Regions from separate parts of the Homo sapiens genome. Here region 2 is linked to region 1. The links are chromatin loops, found by intact Hi-C in ENCODE. Cell type or tissue: heart right ventricle. All regions are shown on one strand. Links, peaks and the distances in the headings refer to the core of each region. The heading gives the core; the rest is flanking DNA.

Evidence for each region. A loop is a pair of places that touch in the nucleus more often than their neighbours do. Peaks named below come from ENCODE experiments on the same cell type or tissue, not always from the same donor. Only the 100,000 strongest peaks of a DNase experiment are listed, where the experiment ranks them.
Region 2: a loop joins it to region 1, with 2.4 times the contacts of the local background. A loop is called at or near these places in 1 of 110 quality-filtered maps.

Annotation. Positions count from the first base shown.
Region 1 is chr4:109,181,288-109,189,029 of GRCh38, forward strand. All of the region lies in intron 3 of COL25A1 (collagen type XXV alpha 1 chain), which reads right to left. LOC124900754 (a long non-coding RNA gene) reads left to right here and starts at 4,583. Exons shown (of 4, transcript XR_007058223.1): 1 at 4,583-4,645. RefSeq lists enhancers at 5,133-5,660, 7,037-7,206. In heart right ventricle, for the core only: no CTCF peak of the experiment used is centred there; DNase peaks (open chromatin) are centred at 3,204 and 3,514; H3K27ac peaks cover 2,500 bases.
Region 2 is chr4:108,962,265-108,970,006 of GRCh38, forward strand. All of the region lies in intron 8 of COL25A1 (collagen type XXV alpha 1 chain), which reads right to left. Among named protein-coding and RNA genes, the nearest start is that of ETNPPL, 200 kb to the left of the region's middle. In heart right ventricle, for the core only: no CTCF peak of the experiment used is centred there; no DNase peak of the experiment used is centred there.

The DNA.
Region 1 (7,742 bases), core at 2,122-4,621:
TTTACATTCAACTTCAGGGACTTCATGGACCAGAGTTCCATCCATAGAACTCACTATTCTAAATGGCGACTATTTGATTTTACCCTGAAATTAAATTTAATATTTCAGTAAAACATCATATGCCCATATGAAATACAGATGAAATTAATTAACACAGATTTAATTTCTATGTAAAGATATCAGATTATATGGTTATATATATTTAAAAATATTGCTGTGTATCTTTTGAAAGTAAAGAACAATAGCTAAATTTCCAAACAATATACCGTATTAGTTTTTAAATTTTTCAAATTGACAGATAAAAATTATGCAAATGTTTTGATGTACAAATGATGTTTTGAAATGTGAATATACTATGGAATGGCTAAATTGAGCTAATAATTAACAAATGTATTACCTCACATACTTATTTTGCTTTGATGAGAACACTTAAAATCTACTCTCAGCAATTTTCAGGTATGTAATACATTGTTATTAACTATAGTCACCATGTTGTATAATATATCCCTTGAACTTTTCCTCCCTTCAGCTGAAATTTTATACCCTTTGACCAACATCTCCCCAATCCCCTCCTGCCCCTAGCCCTTGATAACCACCATCCTACTCTCTGTTTCTATGAGTTCAACTTTTTCAGATTCGACATGTAAGTGAGATCACAAGGTATTTGTCTTTCTGTGCCTGCATTATTTCACTTAACATAATGTTTTCCAGGTTCATTTATGTTGCCACAAATGCCGAATTTCCTCCTTTTTATAGGCTGAATAGAATCTCATTGTGTATATAGGCCACATTTTCCCTATCCAGTTATCCATTGACAGACACTTAAGTTGATTCCATATTTTGGCTATTGCAAGTAATGCTGAGATGAACATGGAAATGCAGATATCTTTATGAGGTGGTGATTTTCTTTCCTTTGGTGTACACTCAGCAGTGGGATTGCTGAATTATGTGGTAGTTTGACTTAATTTTTTGAGGAACCTCCACACTGTTTTCCACAATGGCTGTTTTCCATAATGCCAAAATTTATATTGCCACCAACTCCGTACCATTTTCATGGCTGTTTGTTATTGTTTTCAATTGTGTAAAGAACAGAGCAGGAAGCATGTCAAGAGAGTCTATTCATTACTAAGGAAGGCAAAGGGTAAACTACAGTATGATTATATTGATCCCATCAGCTACATAATAGTATTTGAATAAGATATCCTTCATTTAAAAATATGTAAGTGTTTAAAAGTATAACATTTAGTAAACATGGTAAAGGTTTCAGCAATCTTCTGGTGAATAGGTACTCTTGACATCTCACATCTGTTCCAACAGAGTACTAAAGAGCCAGGAACGCCCAGGTAAGAGCTGAAAACAAAATTCATTTAGATAGCACTACATAAAATTTATATAATCTTCCTATTAAACAAAACTGCGATGACAGACATTTAACATTCCCTCACTTTATGCGTAAGTGACTGAGGTCACATCACAAGACCATTAGAATTAGAGGCAGATATAGAGCCCTGGTGTCTACCCCAGCAGGTGTTAGGATAAATTACACTTGCAGCCTGAGAACTTTTGATGCTACAATATAAGGGGAAAAAAGGTTTCCTATTAACCTTTCAAGTTTCAAGCTGCTTTTCTGAGAACAATAGAGGTCATAGCACACACACACACAAAGAATCAGCTTTGCTTTATCAAAATCCTTTTTGTTCCCACTTCACTGCTCATTATTCTTCCAATCTTTTTACCGAGGCATCAGAAATATTTTAAACTAGGATTAGCCTAGTTACTTTAGTTACATGCAACCCTTAGAACTATAATGTATTAGCCATATATGACATTAACCTCAGTAATATAGTGTCAGAGAGAGAAGCCTCCCACCCCATCCATGTCCACAAACACATTAAAGGAAATTTTAAATTAAATTAACCCAACCAGCATCTCCACCAGCATCCTGATGATATAATATCAAAGACTCTGATGCTTTGCTCCCATACCCACCTGCCAAAAATCTACAAAGGAGAAAAAAGAGAAGACAATGAAAAAAGAGAAAAACTGAAGACAAAAAGTTTGGACCCATACCAAATGATGAACACATAACAATTTAATAGATTATCACACCTCAACCCTCAGGAGCAAACAACAAGCACTTTTGTGATTCATGAGAAAAATGCAAAGACTTTTATTTCATTTTACAAGCTTGCCTGACTTATCTGTGCTTTTCTCTTTCTTCTTCCCATACTCCAAGTGATTTCAAATCTAGGAGGTAATTTTTAAATTGATTTGTAGATGTAGCAAGTGCAGTATTTTATCTTTGTATAGATCAAGAACTATAACGAGGTATTTCAGATTTCTGGGGCATCTTGAAAACATTAGAAATGATTAATGTGAAAAAATGCTACCAACTATAAAGCATTCTTTATCATTAGAAATAAATGATAAACCTAAAGGCAAACTTTATGAGAGAGGCACAACACGTATGCCCGTATGTGCATTTCCCTGGCTGGCTTTTAATAATAGCTAAAATATTGATAATAGCATCATGATTTCCAGTGTCCAAGTTGAAAGGTAAAGAATAAACTGATGTTTAAACTTAAAATATTTATGAAGCCCATATTACTTATACCTTTAAAACACACACCAACTTCAAAAAAAAAAAAAAAAAAGATTGGGCTCCAGAAACTCTTTCAAAGGTCCTTTCACAACTCTCTTTGAGGCCTGCTTCATGAAAAAAATGCTGTTGTCCAAAATTTTTCAGCTTGGAGAATACAATGTTGTTATTGTCTTCCATTTCAGAGGTAGGAAAGCATACATTAGTTTTCTTGGCTCTAGGTTTCCATGACTGAGCAAGGATATGGCTTTGTTCCAGATAGCAGTTTTCAAGGAATTTTGCTTACAAGGAAGTGCTAAACCAGGCACTTTAATTAACATTCATATTTACTTTGTTGCTAAATGAAGGTAAAGATTCTGTTGGCATAGATGAACTCTCACTCCCATAAATCTAAAATCCCTCTAGAGGATTCTGCTCTGGGAAGAGAGTAAGATGCATTAACACTCCATTAATATCTTCCTTGGAAACATTCTTTCTAACATTTATCTCTTCATCATTTCCTGAATCTGTAATGAAATGCTTGTGCTGGCATCTAACAAAAGGATCATGTCCAGGGCCTAACGAAGTGTTAGACACCAAGGTAAGACGCAAGCCGGCTGCACTGGCTCCTAGTGTCGGATACACAATGGTACTTTCTAGACTATATTTAGCTCCAAAGTGATGGTCAGTAGCCCTAGGACTTAAGGCACAGTCTGAAAGAACTTCAAGTTCCAGGGCTGCCAGAACAAGTTAATCAGAGTTCTATTTTCTAGGTCCTAAGCCAGACACTGAGGTAATTTCCATCTGGACATCCTTTTCTAAAGGGAGAGACTTCCTGAAAGTGACATTCTGGAATCACATAATTTCAGGGCAGAAGAGCTCTCCGAGGTCACGTATAGCAGTTTCCTGTCCATTGCTTGAAATGCTACCACAATATTCCTGCCAAGTGGCTCCCATTCAGAGATGAGGAACTCACCACCTTGTGAGGAAACTCATTCCTTATTCAACAGCTCAAACTATTACAAAGCTCCTGTTTTAGTAGAGATTAAATCTTTCTCCTGGGGAATCCCATCTCTTGATCCTGATTCTGGCCTCCAGGGCCCCCAGAACAAGATGAGTCAGTGGAAAAGTTTCACTAGCATAACTTGGTTTGTTTTTTGAAATTCAAAGATGTGTAGAAAAGAAAGTGTTGTGAGCAGTCAAGAATATTGTTAAGGTTGAAGAAAGGCATTTTTGAAGGCTTAAAAAAAGTATGGCTAGCTTTGCTTTTTCCCTAATTATGTATTTCATAATCATAGCTTTACTTCCCCTAAAATTATTCATAAGGCAGTCAAGGATAAGGAAATACTTGTTTATGATAGTTTTACTTGGATTAGGTAAATTGAGTCCTTGGGATACACCTAATCTCTGGGATAATAATAATCATCATTTTCATACATTGAGCACTTATCCTTATAAACAACATTGTGTTCAGTGCTCTATGCAATAGCTGAAGCATTACTGTCCTCATGGTACAAAGGAGAAAACTAAGACTCAGGAAGAGTAAATAACTTCTCTATGGATAATCAGTCAGTAGATGAGCCACAGGTTCAAATTCAGATCTGTCTGATTCCTAAGCTAAATTTATTCTGCTATTCAAACCTTCCTGTCTATTTTTTGGAAAGAATTTCTATAGCACTATCAATCCTCTTTAAAATTAGAAGGTACTACGAGTCTGTTAAGGATGGAATATTGGGGCCTTCCCCATTCAAATGCTAAATCCCTAACCCCCAGTGTGGCTGTATTTGGAGATAGGGCTTCTAAGGCAATAATTATGGTTAAATGAGGTCATAAGGGTGTGGCCCTGATCTAACAGGATTAGTGTCCTTATAAGAGTGTGCTCTCTCTCCCTCTCCCTTTCCCTGTCCCACTTCCTCCTCCATCTCCCTCTCTGCCTTTCTTCCTCTCTCTCCCTCTCTCCATCACCAGAGCACACAGCAAGAAGCCAGACATCTGTAAGCCAGGAAGACAGGCCTCCTCAGAGACCCCACAGGACCTAGATCTGGACGACTTCCAGCCTCCAGAACTGTGAGAAAATAAATTTCTGTTGTTTAAGCCACCCAGTCATAATACATAAATAAGTATTCCGTTGTGGCAGCGTGGGCAAACTAATTTAAAATCTTTCTATCATTTGCTAAAACCTACCAAATATATGAGAAAAGAATGGCAATGAGGCATCTCTCTTGCCAGGACCTTTTGTCATTCTTCCGACCTTCCAGCTGGGAATGAATGAGATGAAAGAGAAGCACGTGGAAATCTCCTTCCCATGGACCACGTGCTGACTGCTGTGCTTTAGAGAAACGACTCCAATTCTTGGTCGACTCTCTTCTTGGTAAATTGAGAGATCTCAATTCTAACACTCTAATATCCTATCTGCATGAAAACAAAACTTCTTCTAATCTTTCTTTCTCATCTTTTTTTGCATATATTTTTCCATTTTTCTCTTTTTCTCAGATATTTGTATTCTCTGGATTTTTAATGTAAACAAATTAGAAGAAAAATTATATAAATGACAGTAATGTTTCAGAAAAGAGATCTCTAGCTTTAAAGTTAATTTTGCTTGTGATCTCATCAATTACATTATTGTATGCTTCCTATAAAAGCATCCCAACACAACTTTTTTTTAAAGCATCTCGAGAATCTAAGAATGTTCTAGCAGTTTCAGGAATTCTTGAAAATCCAAAAAGGTCACTGAAGACATTGGAAGCCCTTCTGCGATTGCCTTTCAAGTGGTCCCCTTTCATAGCCTGACAAATGGGACAGGATCACTACAAAAAGAGACAATAAAATGTAGATTTCCCCACCTGGGGATAATTCTGAGTCCCTCTAAACAAATGTGAGAAGAATAAACATTTACATAATGTTTGCCTTCCAGATGTAAATAATCTGCTCCCAGGAGTTCATTTGATTAGAGAATGTTTCTGAGGAGGTCCAAGGTCATGCATTCGACATCAGCAAATGCTTTGCTCTCTTCTGTGACCGAAAACTGGACTAAAAACTGTATTCATCTAACTCACAAATTCAAACTATTGATGGTCTATAGCAAGTGGTATGAGAAAATAAATAACGAGCTAATGTAATTTGATCATTGTTACAGGGAACAACCCTTAGGGGTATGATTTGGGGTAATCATTGTTATTATTTTTCTATAAAAGAAGGCAAATGATTTAAATTATTTTCAAAATATTAATACTTGAAAGAAGGGAGAATCTACAGAAATTATTGTCATGCGATTATACCTTTTTTTAATAGTGACACAGAGTCGTGTTTTGTGTGTGTGTATTCTCTTGCTCTCTACACACACACACACACACACACACACACATAATTAACTTTTCCATCTTCTTCTCAAAGACTTCTCCAGGTTTCTTTACGTGTATTTAAATTAAGTAGATTCAGAAATAATTCATTAAGCATTTTAAGATGGATGTTCAGTCATTTGGCCTTTGCTAGTCTAACATGATTAAAAACATAGATAATGGAGCCACACTGCCTGATTGCAAATCCTAGCTGACACTTACCTATAAAACCTATGGCAAGTTATTTGACTGCCCTCTGCTTCAGTTTCCTCATTTGTAAGATTGCCTCATAGGGTTGGCACGAGAATTAAATTAGTTAATAAATGCAAAATGCTAAAAACAGTAGCTGGTACATTATAAAAGCTACAGAACTTGGTATTATTAATTCATACTTACGTAGCATATTGTAGCTTCAAAATGAAGCTAATAGACAGTTTTGAAAAATTATTTTTTTCTCAGTCCTCTGTGATTGGTGGCTTCATTTGATTGTAGTGTTATAATGTGATAATGCAGGCTGCAATGGAGAAATGTGGTAATTTTGCTAAAATCAGCTTTCCCCTTGCCCAAGGTATAAGGATGTGATGTCTTCTCTCATACTATAGCAATGAAAGTACATCAACCTTAGAAAAATGGTTTAAGGGAAAAATAAAATTAAATTAAATTAAAATAAAAACCCTTTCCTCATTCTTCCTACTTAAAATTACATATTGTTAAGCAGCCCCTAAAGCAAGCAAGCTTTTCCAACTTCTTGAAAAAACACCTATGAAGGCACCCTCCAAAAGGAGATAAGTCACAATAATGAAAAGTGAGAGTAAGGGAAACCCGTGACAAGAACATGGAAGAATTTCCCACTAATTACAAGGCCAATGAAACTAATCGAAAAACACAATAAGAGATCATAATTGCAATGTCAACTCTAAAGTGGGACTATAGAGCCGATGTTCCGATGCTCCTCCCCTACCATCTCTTTTTGATTCATACATACAGGGACTACAACAAATATACAACTGGTCAGCCACCCCTCTCTTGGATGCTCCTCATGCCCTATCCAGTTCTTTCCTCACTAACTCTCCTTCCAAGGAGACTGAGCTAGAAGGAAACAACTGGACAACAAGTTTGGGAAGAGAAGGCTGGGAACACGTGGTGGTGCTCTGGATCCTGTAACTGAGAGTAGACCCAGGAAGCTTTCAGAAAGCAACGCACTCCACCTTGCATTTTTTCATGATTTCATATTCAGAGTATCAGAGAAACGTGGGGTGGGGGAATCAAACACAAGAGAAGACACCATTTCACTCCAGCTAAGCTACACTGGATAAAAGCCTATTAGATGTGAAAAACTGGGCTAAGAGATACATGTGTCAAACTTCCAGGAAACTGTAGCTTTGAGAATGGAATCGTACCAAAGGGGTCCCAAGAATGGGGACAACGGCAAGCCACTGGCAATCATCATCTATAGATCTATCTCTTATCTCAAGATTGAGTAAAGAAAAATCAAGTGTGTAAAAGGAAAAGAGTACTACAAACAAAGTAAGGAGACCGTCAATCAGAAGAATGAGGAAACATCTAAACATTATCTGCCATGGAAATCCTCCATAGAATGCAAAACAGCAGGCCTTTCATGAAAAGGGAATCCAGAAGAAGAAAACAGAGTATGATTAAAAGACCATGGGATAAAGTAAATAGTAATAATGTTAAATATGTGAAGATTCTGTGTGTGTCGGTGGGGGTAGGGGGCAGGGGAAGTAATTTAGTTAATAAACATCATACAGTTTTTTAAATTATTTTTTCAATTAACACTAAAATGAATGTTTTCTTCAAACCATTAC
Region 2 (7,742 bases), core at 1,714-4,213, 220 kb before region 1:
GCAACCTCCACCTCCCGGGTTCAAGCGATTCTCCTGCCTCAGCCTCCCAAGTAGCTGGGACTATAGGCGCTACGACCAGCCAGTTTTTGTATTTTCAGTAGAGACAGTGTTTCACCACGTTGGCTAGGATGGTCTTGATCTCCTGACCTCATGATCCACCCGCCTCGGCCTCCCAAAATGCTGGGATTACAGGTGTGAGCCACTGCACCCGGCCCTTAATTCTTAATTATAAGGAATTACTTTAGGCCTGAAGCTGACTAAAATACCTGTACTGAAAAGAGTATCCTATGTAACCAGTTCTTTGATGGTTTGGAATGCTACACTGGAGGTTTTTGATACTACCTTTCCATCACTGACTCTTGTCAACCAGATTCGTGCTAAATTCACAAGCTTATAAAGCATGATAAGAATGCCCGGAAGTTCTTGGTACGTGGAACTGTAAAACCAACAGTATTGTTATTATTATTATTATTACTATTGTCTATGTTTGTGTTAAATAATTCATTTGTGCTAATAAAACCCACTAGTGATCAATAAAGGTTTCTCTCAATATCAACATTTTTCAAGCAAAGTTTAACTGGCTTCTAAGAGATGAAAAGCAAACCTTCCTCACTCCCCCAAAGTCACTGTAGAATTACATTTGAAGTAGGGCCTTGCAACTGACATCCTTTTCCTACAAAGCCAGTCTTGTTTGCCAATTGTGATTTACAGGCTGTGTCTGCTACAGGGGGCTGCTGGACACATTAGTGCAGGTATGCTTATGAAAGGATGCTGCTGTCTGGCATTAAATGACTTTCCAGAGACCCATCTTGTTCAGACCTACAGGAACTGTTCTCCCTGAACATCATCTGTCAATGCATAAGCCATTATTCCACCCATTCTGAAGGGAAGAATCAAAAATATAATCCTGCCCTCCAGTCCCTTCTGTAAATCGTGATGCACCATTAAAATCTGCTGTTTTATGCTTTCTTGACTTCTATTTGGTTAATTCACTTCAAATATTTCCAGTTGCAACTATAATTCTATATTAGGGAGTGATACAAAAATAATGGTGGTAATAATGTTCAATTTTGTTAGTGTAAATTGTTTATAAATTGCTGTATTTTCTATCCACAATATGTTCATTATTCATGGGTATTACCAGCTAAAGTATAAATTGGATTTTTTTTGTCCATTTCAAATACAGGTTTTAGTATATTTACTAAAAGCCTTACATTCTCTATATAATATTGAAAGTCATCAACCCCAAATCGACCTTCACATTTTAGCATATGCTTCCATTGTAGGCGTTAGTGCAACTCATGGCTCTACATTACATGAATTAATAAATCTAAAAATCTTATATTTGGATTCAAGTAAAAAAGCTTGCTTAAATATAAGACAAAGAATAAAACCTTCCGTATAGTTTCATGTTTGAGAGAGGATTATTAATATATTACTTATCAAGGAAGTCTTTAAATTATGTAACCAATATTTTATAAAAAGCAGCACTTGTAAAAATCCCAACAAAAGAAATATAAATGGAATAATATTAAATATATACATATACAAATATATTCTCTTTCGATTAAAATATGTCATTCTACTTAATTTCAAGAAAAATGTGAAATAGTGCCCCTAAGCCTGAAAAGATAAGGCATACATCCAGGGATATATGTCACATGAAAAAGTAAGAATAATATTGCAGTTTACATGAACAATAAGCAGAAAAGTGTGGACAAATGAAATCTCTTTACTCCATAAAATGGAAATAATTATTTACATATCATATGTAAATAATATCATAATTAAATAATGTGAATAATTTAATTAAATAATGTGAATATTAAATTAAATTAATAAATTAATAAATAGTAAATAAGAAAATTAATTAAAATAAATAATGTAAATAATCAAATAATTATTTACATATGAAGGTCACTGTACTCAAAAGACAAAAAGGAAATCCAATCGTTATTTAAACTGGTTGGTATCATTTTCCAGGATTTCTTGTCAGAGGATGTGCTTAGGATTGGATTTTGGCTTTGGTTTTGATTTTAATATCTCTGTGGTCATTAATAGAATTTTCAGTTAAAGGCTCACATCTCAGGCATTTCACTACTATACTATTTTATATATATAAGCATTTTGCAAAATGTTCCTTCTTACTTTCATATATTTTGTATAAAAGTTTACTCAACTGAATTACTATATTTATTCAGTAGGGATAGATTTACTTACATAATCTTTTAAGGACATATATACAAGATTTAAAGTGACATAATATAGGTAGAGCCATTATTCCTCATCCTTTCCAAATCTCTTTTTTTCATATTTGATGAGCCCAGCCATTCAACCACTAACACTGAGATAAAATTTACAACACTGAATTCCAAGGAAATATTGTCAACACATCTACCATTGTTTGTAAAAAATAATTTATTTTCTAAATTGACCGATATTAGGACAAATTTACAAATATTCCTGGGTTCAATTCAATGCAACAACTTTTTAGTGGGTTGAAGTATGACACAGAACACTCTAAAGAGAATTCTGATTAGAAAATCCCTATGATAAGAACATGTGCAAATCTTAATGAGCTTACTGTTTCCATGCCAGCTTCTGAATCTGGAAAGTGTTAAAATAATTTTCTCATAATTTATTTCTTTCCATTGTGTTATATCCATTCCCTTTTCTCAGGCAATACATTCAGTACCCAATGAGTAGTATATTCATTAAGGCTACAGAGAAAGGCAAGGGTTAAACAAATAAGGACATCAAATTAATATCCAGGCCTAAATGTTTTAGCAGAGCCAAAAAATCTTTAATCATTCAAGTCAACAAAGGTTAAGATAATAAAATAAACTTCTAAATGCTTTCCTTTTCTGGAACTTAATCTGTCTTGCCAAAGATGTTTTTAAGATGCTATCAGTTTTGCATAGTCCCAGCTGTTATGAAAATTTACTCGAATACACTAGGAGGAGAAAGGAATTTTATGAAAATGTGAAGCAGAGCTTCTGGGTGGCTTATTGAAACTGTGAGAGCTTAGGACTCATTTAAAACCAGCTGTTGGCTGATGATGTCGAGACCAATAACCACTAAATCTCCTATTTATCAGGACTCTGTGTTATTTGGCAAGGTGATAGTAACCAACTGATTAGAAGATTAATATATAATCAAAAGATAACTTCATGACGTTTCTTCATTTTATTGCCTAAGTTTGATTAATAAATTTGCCACAATTTCAGAAAAACATAGTATTCCATTTTAAAAAGTCATTATTAAACATTACAACAGCTTTGCTTATTTTTAAGGCTATGTTTTTAAGTCACTAAGATAGAGAAAAGAAATATGAGCCATTATCATCAAAGCCCTGGGTGTCACTGTGATTCCAGGGCTATGGTTCATGATGAGGGCAGAGGCTCTTATGAACTGGGCAAACAAAAAGCCCTCTTTAATGATGAAGAGAGACAGCGGTAGCAGTAGTGGGTGTAGATGACAACGGGAGAAGCATTAAAAGTCTTGAGACTTTTACAGTTGACACTGAAGTTCTGTTACTGATAAAGAAATGAAGTTCATTTTTTTGCAAAGAGGGACTTAGAATAAAAGTGGAACAACAACATAGCTTATAGGTTATGCAAACTCAGCATTATGAAGAGCAGAAAACAAATTTCATCCATCTGGTTATCCTGAAGAAACAATTACTAATAGCAAGTATAAGCAAGATCTTGATATGCAATTTTCTTTTTAAAAAATTTTTAAGACTGGTGTGATAATATATACAATTTTCGAATAGGTGCTATTGAGTTGAGAAGTAAAATCTGTATTATAACAAGGTAATTGGGTGTTCTTACAATCCTTGGAGGGGGGCCAACATTGCCCTGCCTCTCTTTGCTCCATATAGTGAGTTCTAAGGTATTACTCAGTGACATACAGTTTCTAGGGTATTACTATGTGGTGATCATTCATTCACTTATGTTTTGGGGGGTATTACTATATGGCCATTCATCCATTCATATGTTTTCTGTTGGGTTGACAGTGTGTGGCCTGCATAAACTGAGTCTATCATAATTACAAAGAAAAAATATCCACCTATTTGTGCTTGTGTTCCCCAGCTTTTTCAGTCTTATTCACAGAGGCCTGGGATTTTCAAGTTGAAAGGGTTCCTAGCAGCAATCTGGAGGCAGCTTGATAGCAGGATTTGAAATTGGCGTTGAGTCCCAACACTGTCTTTTGGTAAATGTATGTGAAAGAACTTGAACAAGTCACTTAATCTGCTTGAGTTCAATCCTCATCAGAAAAATAAAAAATCATAATAAAGTTGGCCATGCGCAGTGGCTCGCACCTGTAATCCCAGCACTCAGGGTAGGCTGAGGTAGGCACATCACTTGAGTCCAGGAGTTCGAGGCCAGCCTGGGCAACATGATGAAACCCTGTCTCTACTAAAAATTAAAAAAAATAGCTGGGCATGGTAGTGTGTGCCTGTAGTCCCAGCTATTCGGGGGACTGAGGCAGGAGGATCACCTGAGCCTTGGGAGGTTGAGGCTGCAGTGAGCCGTGATTGTGGCACTGCATTCCAGCCTGGCAACAGAGTGAGACCCTGTCTTAAAAGAAAAGAAAGAAAAGAAAAGAAAAAAAGAAAAGGAAGGAAGGGAAGGGAAGGGAAAAAGGAAAGAGAGAAAAAGAGAGAAAGAAAGAGAGGAAAGAAAGAAAAAGAAAGAAAGAAAAAGAAAGAAAAGTTTTATTAATACGTGTTCTACTAACTTACAGCATTACTTTACAGGATAAATGAGAGAATACATGGAAAATGTAGTCTGTAAATACCTAGGTTCAAATTCTGGTTCTGCCAGTGAGTGATTATTATTTTGGACAAAATATTTAAATTTTCTAAGTCTTGGTTTCCTCATCCATTAAATGAGAATAATAAAAGTAAGTATTTCATAGGGTTGTTGAAATAAGGTGTGACATCATAGAGTGATTGGCGTATTTTAGGAACTCAATTAAAGTATCCTTATTGTTATTATTTCAAACACAGATATTTCTGTAACCCCTATCATTTCACATTAATGTTGATGACTTTATAACAACTACCTTATTGATAGGGAAGCAGTCTTGTTCACTGAAAACAGAACAAACTAGAAGCTGAGAAAGCCAGGTTTAAATCCCATTTCTACCACTTACAATTTATGTCAACTTGGGCAAGTTACTTTACCCCATATTCCTCATATGAAATATGGGAAGAAAAATCAGGTATGGTTTGTTGAGAGCTTATTACAGATTTTTTCATATACTACTTTATTAATCCTGATCATAATCATAGATAGTGGTAGTTAGAATTTGATCCCTGTCCAGCCTGACTTCAGCCCATGTGGATAATCATTTTACTCAACTGCATCCACTTTTCCCGTTTTCCTCCCTGATAATCTATCTCTCTGCACTATAGTAAGGCTTAGAGATGATGTATGCAACTTACCTAGAAAAGTATCCAGCAAGTTGTAAGACTAAGCTATAGGCAATTATAATTATTATGTGAGGTCTTATTTCCTAGTCCAACTTTCTTATTCAACCTAGGAATCCCCGACAACTTCCTTTCAGCAGGTTGTGTAATCTCTACTTAAATACAAGGTAAAGTCATAGCCTCAAAACTTTGCAATACAAAGCTATGAGGATGAAATAAAGAGAATCAATTATCTCTTTACGCCCGGATACTCTATGCGTGGTGACCGACAGCACAGATAAAGCACCATCCCAACCCTAAGCCTAAAGGCCTAATGAAATGCAGTGTTTGGAAGAATGAATTAAAGATTAGTGGCAAATCTGCAATGACATCTCCCCAGGAATCAAGGCGGGAAGTACAATTCTTATGTCAGGATGCATTCATTTGTGGAAATCTAACACTCAGTGCCTCGTAGAATAAAACCAAATGATATTTGTGGTTATTATATTACACCTAAAACTGTAGGCCTGAAATTGGTTCAATGTATACTGAAAGAAAGTTAATGCCGAAAAGTTAGCCCACTTTCTCCTGCATTAAATCATATGCCATCAACTGTATTCAAAGACGGTCAACTTTCCTACCATTACCTTTTAACTTCTTGCAATCTGACTTCCACTCTCACTACTTAACAAAAGATATTCCTTTAATAGCCCATGACTCCAAAACAGCAAATCCAAAGGCTTTTGAAAGACCTCATCCCTGAGGCTCTCTTTTTATTCAGAATATTATATTGGCCACTCTTTTTTTTTTTTTTAAGTAGTTTTGTGTGTGGTGTTCACACAATGCAGTGTCCTGCTTCTACCTTCAAATGCTCTCCTTTTGCTGACACTCCTTCCTTCCTCATCCCACTCCGTAAGTGTGAGTATTTTTAAAGACTCTATTCTAGGGCAGTACTCTTCTTACTCTTTTGCCTACCATGTTTCTAATTCCAGGATTTCAATTCTCCCTCTGTGATAGTTCAGCTGTGTAACAGTTACCTCCAGTTATGGCACTGCCTCAGAATTCTAGTCTCATGTTTCTGTTTGTTACACTATTCCAATGAAATATCTCATCAAGATCACGAATTCAACATAATTAAAATCCATCTTCTCACTTATCCTCCCAACTTTCTTCTGACCTATTTTATCAAGCATCAAGCCAGAAACTTTAGCCCTATCTTTGTCTTCTTTTTCAACTTCATCCCCTACATCCAACTGGCTTCAAGACTGGTCTTGAATTTTCACCTCAGCGTCTTTCCATTTCACTTCCTGACTGCTTTTTAAAAAAACTTTAACCTGACTACAACTCCAGGGTCACAGGTCCTCAGTGTCAGCTGAATAGGGACACTTGTTCAAGTGTCCTCAAGACTCCTCCCTCACCAAATGCTCCTCTATCAGTGTCAGCCCTGATTTCCCTCTTTGTCTACTCAGGTGTTTGCTTGGCACTTGGGGTAAACCTTATTGATTGGATGACCTAAGTTCCCTTTCAGCCCTATTCCCCTTGTCCCTTCCAGCTTTTGGATGACTGTGTGACACAACCTAGCCAATGAGACATGACCAGAAGTCTACTAAGAAGTTCATAGGGAAAATGTTGCTTTCTTGATTCAGACTCTTTCCTCTCTATCCTTCCTGCTGATATACGCCTAGATGCAATGGTTGGACTTGAAGCAGGCTTCCTGCAATCATGAGACAAGGCCAAGAGATTCACAGACTTAGTAACATCATTGAATCAACAGTAACACCATTTAATTATATACATAACACTATCAACTGCCTTCTCCAAACTTCTTTTTATGTGAGAATAATAAACTCATATCCTAGCTTTCATGGTGAAATTGGAGCTTTTGTCCGTATTTTGGTGACCACTTTGGAATCTCTTTCTTGGTTCATCAACTTACCACCTCCCACTCCACCTCTCTCCCTAACCCCCGCTGAAATTCTACTCTGACACTGACCTTTCTACTCAGTATGTGTCCTTGCCTCCAATGATACCTGATGTTCCATGCTAAGTCAGCTCATCCGTTCTGCTTACCTCTCCACTGAGGACTGGACATTGTCTGTACAGCCTAGATTCTTATGACTTTGTCCTAAATGAGTGACATAGTTTCCTGGTCTACTTGGTCACCCTGCTTTCAGTCTCTTCCAATTGTATTCTATAGCAGATGCTACCACCAAATATATATATATAAAATAATTGTTTTGAGCCCAAGTCTCACTCTGTTGCCCAGGCTGGAGTGCAATCATGCTATCTTGGCTCACTGCAACCTCCACCTACCAGGTTCAAGTGA